Linked DNA regions of Homo sapiens: region 2 is linked to region 1. The links are chromatin contacts, found by Hi-C in ENCODE. All regions are on one chromosome and are shown on one strand. Each heading gives the region's core, a stretch centred on a gene start or an enhancer-like site at or near the end of the contact. The rest is flanking DNA. Distances are from core to core; before and after follow the strand shown. Region 1 holds the start of MTX2 (metaxin 2). Region 2 holds the start of IFT70B (intraflagellar transport 70B).

What was found. A loop is a pair of places that touch in the nucleus more often than their neighbours do. Pooled maps may share reads with other maps.
Region 2: a loop to region 1 is called in a map of CD8-positive, alpha-beta T cell, with 35 times the contacts of the local background. The contact joins the promoter of IFT70B here to the promoter of MTX2 in region 1. A Hi-C loop is called at or near these places in 2 of 168 maps with a recorded cell type or tissue (CD8-positive, alpha-beta T cell and naive thymus-derived CD4-positive, alpha-beta T cell) and 7 of 50 pooled maps.

What each region holds. Positions count from the first base shown.
Region 1 is chr2:176,267,589-176,271,627 of GRCh38, forward strand. MTX2 (metaxin 2) reads left to right here and starts at 1,854. Exons shown (of 10, transcript NM_006554.5): 1 at 1,854-2,081. The coding sequence starts at 2,042. RefSeq lists enhancers at 1,495-2,122, 2,123-2,748 and a silencer at 1,701-1,790.
Region 2 is chr2:177,550,539-177,554,577 of GRCh38, forward strand. IFT70B (intraflagellar transport 70B) reads right to left here and starts at 2,258. Exons shown (of 1, transcript NM_152517.3): 1 at 1-2,258. The coding sequence starts at 2,225. The coding sequence ends at 228. RefSeq lists enhancers at 1,258-2,062, 2,063-2,866, 2,235-2,524.

The DNA of each region.
Region 1 (4,039 bases), core at 604-3,103:
GCTGCTGTGTTTATGTCAATGTAAATTATTGGGTAAATTTAAATGCTGTTTAAGAAGCTTCCTTTTGCTGAGGGAGATGAAAATATGACTTAACCTTAAAAAAATTATGGGGCTGGGCACAGTGGCTCACGCCTGTAATTCCAGCACTTTGTGAAGCCAAGGCGGGCGGATCATGAGGTCAGGAGTTCGAGACCAGCCTGGCCAACATGGTGAAACCCGGTCTCTACTAAAAATACAAAAATTAGCCGGGCATGGTGGCACGCACCTGTAATCTCAGCTATTTGGGAGGCCAAGGCAGGAGAATCGCTTGAACCTGGAAGGTGGAGGTTGCAGTGGGCCGAGATCACGCCACTGCACTCCAGCCTAGGTGACAGAGCAAGACTCCATCTCAAAAAAAAAAAAAAAAAAAAAGAAAAGAAAAGAAAAGAAATCATGTTAAGATGAGGTCCTGCTGGATTAGGGTGGGGGTCCCTAACACAATGACTGGTGTTATTTCTCAAGAAGAGAGAAATTTGAACACATTGACACACAGGGGGAATGCCGTGTGATGTGGTGGCAGAGATTGGAGTGATGTATCTACAAGCCAAAGTACATGGAAGATTGCCGGCAACCCCCTTCTCTGGAGCCTTGCAAGACAGCATGGCCCTGCTGACACCTTGATTTCAGACTTCTAGCCTCCAGAATTGTGAGAATGAATTTCTGTTGTTTAGCCAACCAGTTTGTGGTAATCTGGCAGCTCTAGGAAACCAACCACGCTAGTTAAGGAGGCAGAATGAACAGTAATAGAGATCTACGGATATAAAGAATGGAAATATAGCTTTCTAAATGTCATGGACAGTAATTCTTAGAATACAGGTTTCCTCTGCAAAAACCTAGTAAGCTGTCTGACTTTTTGATTTACTGTGTGATTTAAAATGAGTTACCTCACCTCTCTGAACTTGTTTCTCATCAGTGAAGGGGGCTTTGGGTTACCAGCTCTGAAGCCTGTCCCACTTGTAATACCACCAATCTGTAATGCATATGATTTTTCTTTAATTGTGTAATTTAAGAAGCTATTAGGTTAAGACAAAGTTACTCAGGGAATTTAGTTTCTCCTCTTCCTGCCCCGTTCACCCCCGAAAGGTGAGAAGTGTGTGAAACTAAAGTATCTTATTCTCCAAGCTGAGCATCATTTCGGGTGTATGGAGTTGAAGGACAAATTACCTTCTGGCTTAGGCGCTGCTCAAGCCTCCTTTCTGCCAAGCATGTTTGAATAAACAACAACAACAAAAAACACTAATGTCTATCCACGGACTAATCAACCCAGCAATATAATGGAATAGAGGGAATTCATGCAGCCTTGAATCTGGTCCTTGGAGGACTGCCTGGGCAGGCAGTTTAAACTCCTTAAGCCTATATTCTTATCCGTAAAATGGCGATAATATTATTACTTTAATGGGTTGTTGAGAAGACGAAGTCAAATAGAATATATGTGTATATATATGTATATATGTGTATATATGTACATGTGTACATATATACGTGTATATATTATATATGTGTGTATGTGTGTGTGTATATATGTATATATGTGTGTGTAGATATAGGTATATAAGTGCCTGGTATCCAGTGGGCGTTTACAAATGTTACTCGGTTACAAAATTCTGGCTTACAGAAAGGACGCTAAAAATCTCCCAGATTCCCCTGCCAGTCCCCTGGGTGGGAGACGAGTCGGGTACTTCGCTTCCACCTGCGGGCCCCCAGCGCAGAGCCTGGAATTGGCTGGACGGAGCTAGCCGCGCCGGCGCCCCGTAGGACGGCGCGGGGGCGGGGCCGGCGGAAGCGCTCGAGTGCCGTTGTCGGCTGCGCCGGAAGTCCCTAGCCAGGCCTGGCGGTAACCTTGGGGGCCTCACTGCAGCCGCCGCTGCTGTTGGAGTGGGCTTTGCGAGTCTGAACGTTGGCGGGGCTAGGCTCGTTAACTGCCGAGAGCCTCCGGGTTTGCGGTGGAGGACGCTGAGGCCCGTGGGGGGCAGGCACCCGGGCGCCGGGCCTCCCAGCCGACATGTCTCTAGTGGCGGAAGCCTTCGTCTCCCAGATTGCAGGTAGCGCGGCTGGCCGCAGACCCAGAAGGTGGCGGCGCGGTCTCGGGGAGCCGCGTGGGGTACAGGGCTGGAGCTTTCCTCCAGCCTTGCGGCATTATACGCTGAACCCGGCCCGGATGGTGGAGGCGGGCACGGACTACCAACCTTATCTCACATATGGGAAAACTGAGAAGGAGACACTTGGCCAAGGTCACCCCGCAGGAGCAGGAGTCCCGTCTCCTTCCCTTGGGCGGTACTTTGTCCCACCTCCCCATTCAGTTGGGAGGTGCTGGAGTATGAGGGGGAGGCCTTGGATTGGGATTGAGGTGGGGGGCGTTACCACAGGGGCAAGCATCTGAACGCTTCAGTCTAAGAGTGGTGGCAGTTTCTGGGTCTTGGTACTCAAAAAGTTTAAGGTGACTGTCACTAATCAGTTGTTACCTATTGTTGAGGGAACACCAGACTTCTTGCTTCGTCTCCCAGCGACACAGTAGTGCCATTTGCTAAGACTCTAGGAGTTATTTATTTATTTATTTGTTGAGACGGAGTTTCTCTTTTGTCACCGAGGCTGGAGTGCAGTGGCACAACCTGGGCTCACTGCAACCTCCGCTTCCCGGGTTCAAGCGATTCTCCTGCCTTAGCCTCCCGAGTAGTTGGGATTACAGGCGCCCGCCACCACGCCCGCGCGGATTCATGGAAAATTTTTAAATCTGCATGTACTTTAAAGAAATACTTTTGAGTCGGTGGACTGAACATGACTGATGTATATAGGTTTGTAATTTCTCTTATTGAGGTTTTTATTTATTGTAATGAAAGAAATTAAATATTGTTGAGAAAGTGAGGAGACTAAACATAGGTACTTTGAGATAGAGGCTAATGGAATTAGTCATAACTCCCTAGCAGTGTTTTCAACATGAGTACAGTAATGAAGACAGTCACCACAATAAATAGGTACATTTGAAGTAATAAGATAGTATTTTGGAAATGGGAAGTACAGAATGTGTCATAAAATTTGCCGGAATGTTTTTCACTGCTTTGCGTTTGTGTGAACGTACATTTCTTTTTTTTCCTTCTTCACTTAAAAACATTATTTTTTAGAGGAGAGAAGCTCCTACTAGATTGCAAGCTTCCTGAAAGTAGGGATCAAACTTGTTTTGTTCCCCATTGTATCCATAGTCAGTTGGTGCTCAATAAATATTTGCGACCCAAATCAATGACTAATCTTGAGATTTCAAGCAATGATTATTTCTGCTTTTACCATTTATGTTGAAACAAAATCAGGCTTATATAGTTAGATCAGCGATTTAATTTAGTTTGCTACTATGTTGAAAAAAAAAACTTCACAGTGTATGTTGAGTGGTTCACTGTGTGCATGTGTCCTAATATGTGATTTCTTTTAATGAGAAAATGATGAATGTCTTTTAATAAACTTTGGATACTGCTTTAAGTAGTGACGTTTAAAAATTTCTAGGCATTTTGTCTGTCTGCCGTCTTAGCTATTTGTAGTGATCTGTTACTCTAGGAGGAAGCATTTAAAAATGGATAATTCAATAAATGGTGTTGGAACAACTACTAAGTCATTACACCACATGAATAAATTCCAGATTGATTAAAGATCTAAATATAAAACAACAAAATTGTAATAAAATAATTAGAGGAAAACATAGATTATTTTAATAATCCTTGGATAGCAGAAGAGGCCTAAGCAAAACTTAAGAATTCATAATCCATAAGAGAAGAAATTGGCAGATTTGATTGCCGAAAAAATTTTAAAACTTTGATAAAAGACATCTCAAGTTAGTACAAATAAGAAGACAAACCAACAGAATCAAGGACAAAGGATTGGAACAGGCATTTCACAAAAGGGTGAAATATAGATGGACAGTGAACAGATGAAAAGATGTTCTCTGTCCCTAATAATGTATAGCATCCTCCCACCCCTGCCATCAGATGGACAAAAGTGAATATGATTTCTAGTA
Region 2 (4,039 bases), core at 1,008-3,507, 1.3 Mb after region 1:
AAACATTCCTCATAAGTTTGGAATTTTTCATAACTCCTGGGGTAAAAGTTCTTAGAATATGTCACTTTCTGGGAAATTTAACAGCAAAAGTTTTAGCTACTTTTTTTTTTATAATGCATAAGTGTACAAAGTTCAACATGTAACAAATATAAAGATGCCAAAGGGTAAATAAAGCGATGCAAATTTACATAACAAAGCCATTTGATAAATGCCACTATCAGCTATTACTATATATTCCATCCTATAATCTCATAAATCAAAGCTTTTAACTGCCTAGACTCATATGTGACTGTATTCTTTCCAACATGCATTCTTTCTTCTTCCAGGGGTTGTTCAATAACAGCAGGTATGTTTCTGCCATGAAGTTCACAGTGTTCTAGAAACTGGACACATTCTTGAATAACACTATCACGAAGCATGATTGTGTGTTTTGACATGTTTTCTAACAAGGACAGGAAGCATCTTTTGGCATAATACCAGGTGTCTGTTCCCAGCTTTTTGTTGTAAGGTTCCAAGCTTTTGATAACTCGAGAAATACCAAAGTCATAATTTCCTTTGGCACAATAAAGAGTTCCTATCACCAAATTCACAATGCAGAGATGGTACATTTTCTTATCTGGGTCATCATAAGAGAGCTGCTCTTCCTCCTTTTCAATCTTCCTCATCAACTCCTCTGCTTCTTCATTTTGACTTGTCATAATATAGGAAACACAGAGATTAGCCAGTACAATAGCACTGACATTCAGGATGTTATCATAATGCTTCTTGACTATGGGTTCATAGAAACCAATGGCTTCTTTGTATTTGTTTTCCTGCATGAACAGAACATGAGCCACATTCAACTTCCACACATCATGGTCGTTACAGAATTCCACAGATTTGCGGAAGATCTTTTCCACCATTGGATAATTTTCAAGATTCCAGTAGATTTTTGCCTGAGCCATCAACACAGGAATGTATTTCTCCATGGTTTCATCATATTCATTCACTGCCTTTTTGATAGCTTCATCATCTCTATTGTGTCTTGCTTCCTGTACTTGTATGGTAAGTTTCCGGAGGACCTCAGTCAGCATCCCTGCTAGCCCATCAAGCTTAATGAAAGCCTCTTCAGGAGCTGTCTGGCAAGTGATCACAGCGTCCAAGAAGTCATAGAGATAGGGTGTGAGGAACTTATAAATCAAATGGGCATTTTCTGCCAGGACATCTGCTGCCAGGTCAAAATACTCATATTTACAGTAGAGCAGCAACAGGTTGCCAAAAGTCTCTGGAGGAAAGGGATTCTGTTGGAGCAAAAACTGTAGCTTTTCAAACCCTTCTGTAGGCCTGGCATCCATGTTCATTAGTGCCTGGTTGTGTAGGGTCACAGGGTCCAACTCTTCCTCTGCCCTGGGTGGCATGTCAGTGAGGGCTTCTTGAGCTGCCTCATAGTTTCTCAGTTGGTATTCTATAGCTGCCTTAAGGTTGAAGGCTTCCACCAGAGCAGTCTGATGGAGGACTAAGGTGTTGCCAACACTGCGAACATCAATGCCCTCAGTGGTCATGCCCACACCTAGCTCAGGGTGCTGGCGGATGCCACGCTCAATAATCTCAGCGATATGCTTCAGTGCTGAAGCATACTGTCGGCTGCTGTAATAGGCCAAAGCCAGGTTGTAGGAAAGGTCAGGCTGGTAGCCCGAGGCCTGCAGGGCGGCAAAAAACTTGGAGCATGCAGCTTCATACTGTCCCTCCTTGTAGAGCAAACAACCCAGGTTGATCTGGCCATCGGTCTCATTCTCGCCCCCACTTTCCTCTCCCCCTTCCCTACTCGGCAGCTGCTCTACCAGGCTCCTGGACCCTGGCAGATCGCCCTCGCTGTACTTGATAGCAGCTTGCAGGCGGAGGACCCGGCTGTGGTAGGCGGGGTTATCCAGGAGAAGGAAGGCGACCCGGGTGGCCTCCGCATAAAGGCAGGCCTTGTACAGGGCCTGGGCCTGGTACAGGCGGTACTGCTCCAGTTCCGGGTGCAGCTGGCCCAGCTGCTCATAGCACTCGGCCGCCAGCGCGAACTCCTGCAGGCGGTAGTAGCAGTAGCCTAGCAGCGACAGGCCGGCGCGGCTCCTAGGGCTCCGCTGCAGTTCTCCGCCCAGCAGCTGCACCGCCTCGGCGTAGCGTGCATTGCGGATGAGGCGGTACACGACCGCGGTGAACTCCCCGTCGGGGATCTGCGCGCCGCTCAGGCCAGCCATAACCACCACGGCTGTTATGGGTGCGGTTACTATGGCAACAGAGCAACCGGAAGCGGAAGACTGCCGGTTTCCTTGTCGCAAGAAATCTGTTAGGAACAAAAAGGGACCACTCTCGTCAGTCTCTCAATTTCAGCTTGATCTTCAAATACTCTGGACTGCGGAGTGGCGGCATTCAGGAGGGGAAAGACTACTCCGGGCCGTTCAGAGACTGAATCTACTCGTCCCGGCATGCACCGTTCCAGTGGTTCCGCGGCGCGGGTCGTAGCCGCGCTGCATGCTGGGAGACGTAGTCCCGGCTGTACCTACCGAACCGGCGGCCCGTGGGGGTGCAGGGTAACTCTCCTTCCCTGCCTCTTAAAGATGAGGGGCGCTCACTGTGTCTGTTATGGCACCGTGGTCTCTGGCGCGGCGGAGGAAGGTTTCCGGCCCCATGTTCCTGGCGATTTTGAGCCTGGTACACGGTGTGGTCGATAATAATGCTGGCTTTTGGTTTAGTTTCAGTAAAAGAACCGGGATGGCAAAAGGCGAGTTATCTCTTGGAATTACCCTGGAATTAGAGCACGTTCTTTTTTGCACTACCCCGAGGGCACAGTTTGTAAGAACGGAATAGAGCGGCGAGCAGGAATCCTTAATTTGGTGGTTTCCAGAGGTTAATGAGGAAAAAGGACTGTGAATCTTGATTGGTACTGGGAGAGTTTCGGTTTTAGGTCCAAGTATCTCCCGCTCTTTTTTCCCGTAACAACAAATATTACTGAGTATATATTGGCGTTTACCCTTGGCCATCCCCATTGCGCTGGAGTTCCAACTTTCACTACTAGGTAGAAACGTTGGAGAAATGCATGACTTCAGTTTTTTCCAAGAGGGGAAAATCCAAGACATTAAAATGTGCTCCTTTCCCTATGCATTTTTACTCTTCTCTCTTAACTACTAAATTAGTCAGCCAGTGATGTGTGGGTGTGTGAGAGACACACATGCTCAGTTTGTACTTTTCAGCCTTCTAGGGATTTTGGATATTGAACTGATAAATATGGATTTTCTTCTGTTAAAATAAGAAAAGATTGCCTACACTTTAATTTTTTTTCCAGATTCTTAGTTTGAAGATTTCTATGCAGGTTTGCTAGACTGTACAAGATATCATTCTGGGTTTTCTTTCATTCTTTGTTATATATTTGGAATAGATGCTGTAGATTCCATGTTATTATCCTGGGGCTATTTTTGTATAATTTTTTTTCAGTTTATTAGTGGCCATGATGGGGCTGTGAAAAACTAGGGGCTTAATTATTCCATAAAATTATATTTAATCACCAATTTAAAAAATACCCCTAGATAAACTGACCTGGAGACCATAGACTTTAAGGGAGAATAAATACAATTTTTCAATCAAGAATTAGGGACATAGACAAGATAGCAAAATATGAATTTGGCTTATCCCAGTGAGGTACTTGTAAATAGTGTAGTTTTCAAGGTAACAATAATAGTTGTAATTCATTAACATCTATCATATGGTGGCCTGGGACAGAGCATTGTCTTTTGTAGTCTTCCATGATGTCCATTGGCCTCACTACCACCCATGATAAACAGTCCAAGTCAGAGCATGTCTTTGCTATATAATTAAATACTTCAATGCAGGTACCTTACTGCCTCTTCAACAGTATTGCTGTTCATAAATCTTTTCTACATATAAATTTTGGAGCCAACACCAACCATATTGCATCACATTCTATTAGACCACCTATATATATTATTTCTAATCATAATAACCACCCTGTATTCTGCATATTACTGATGAAGAACATGTGAATCAGAAAGATTAG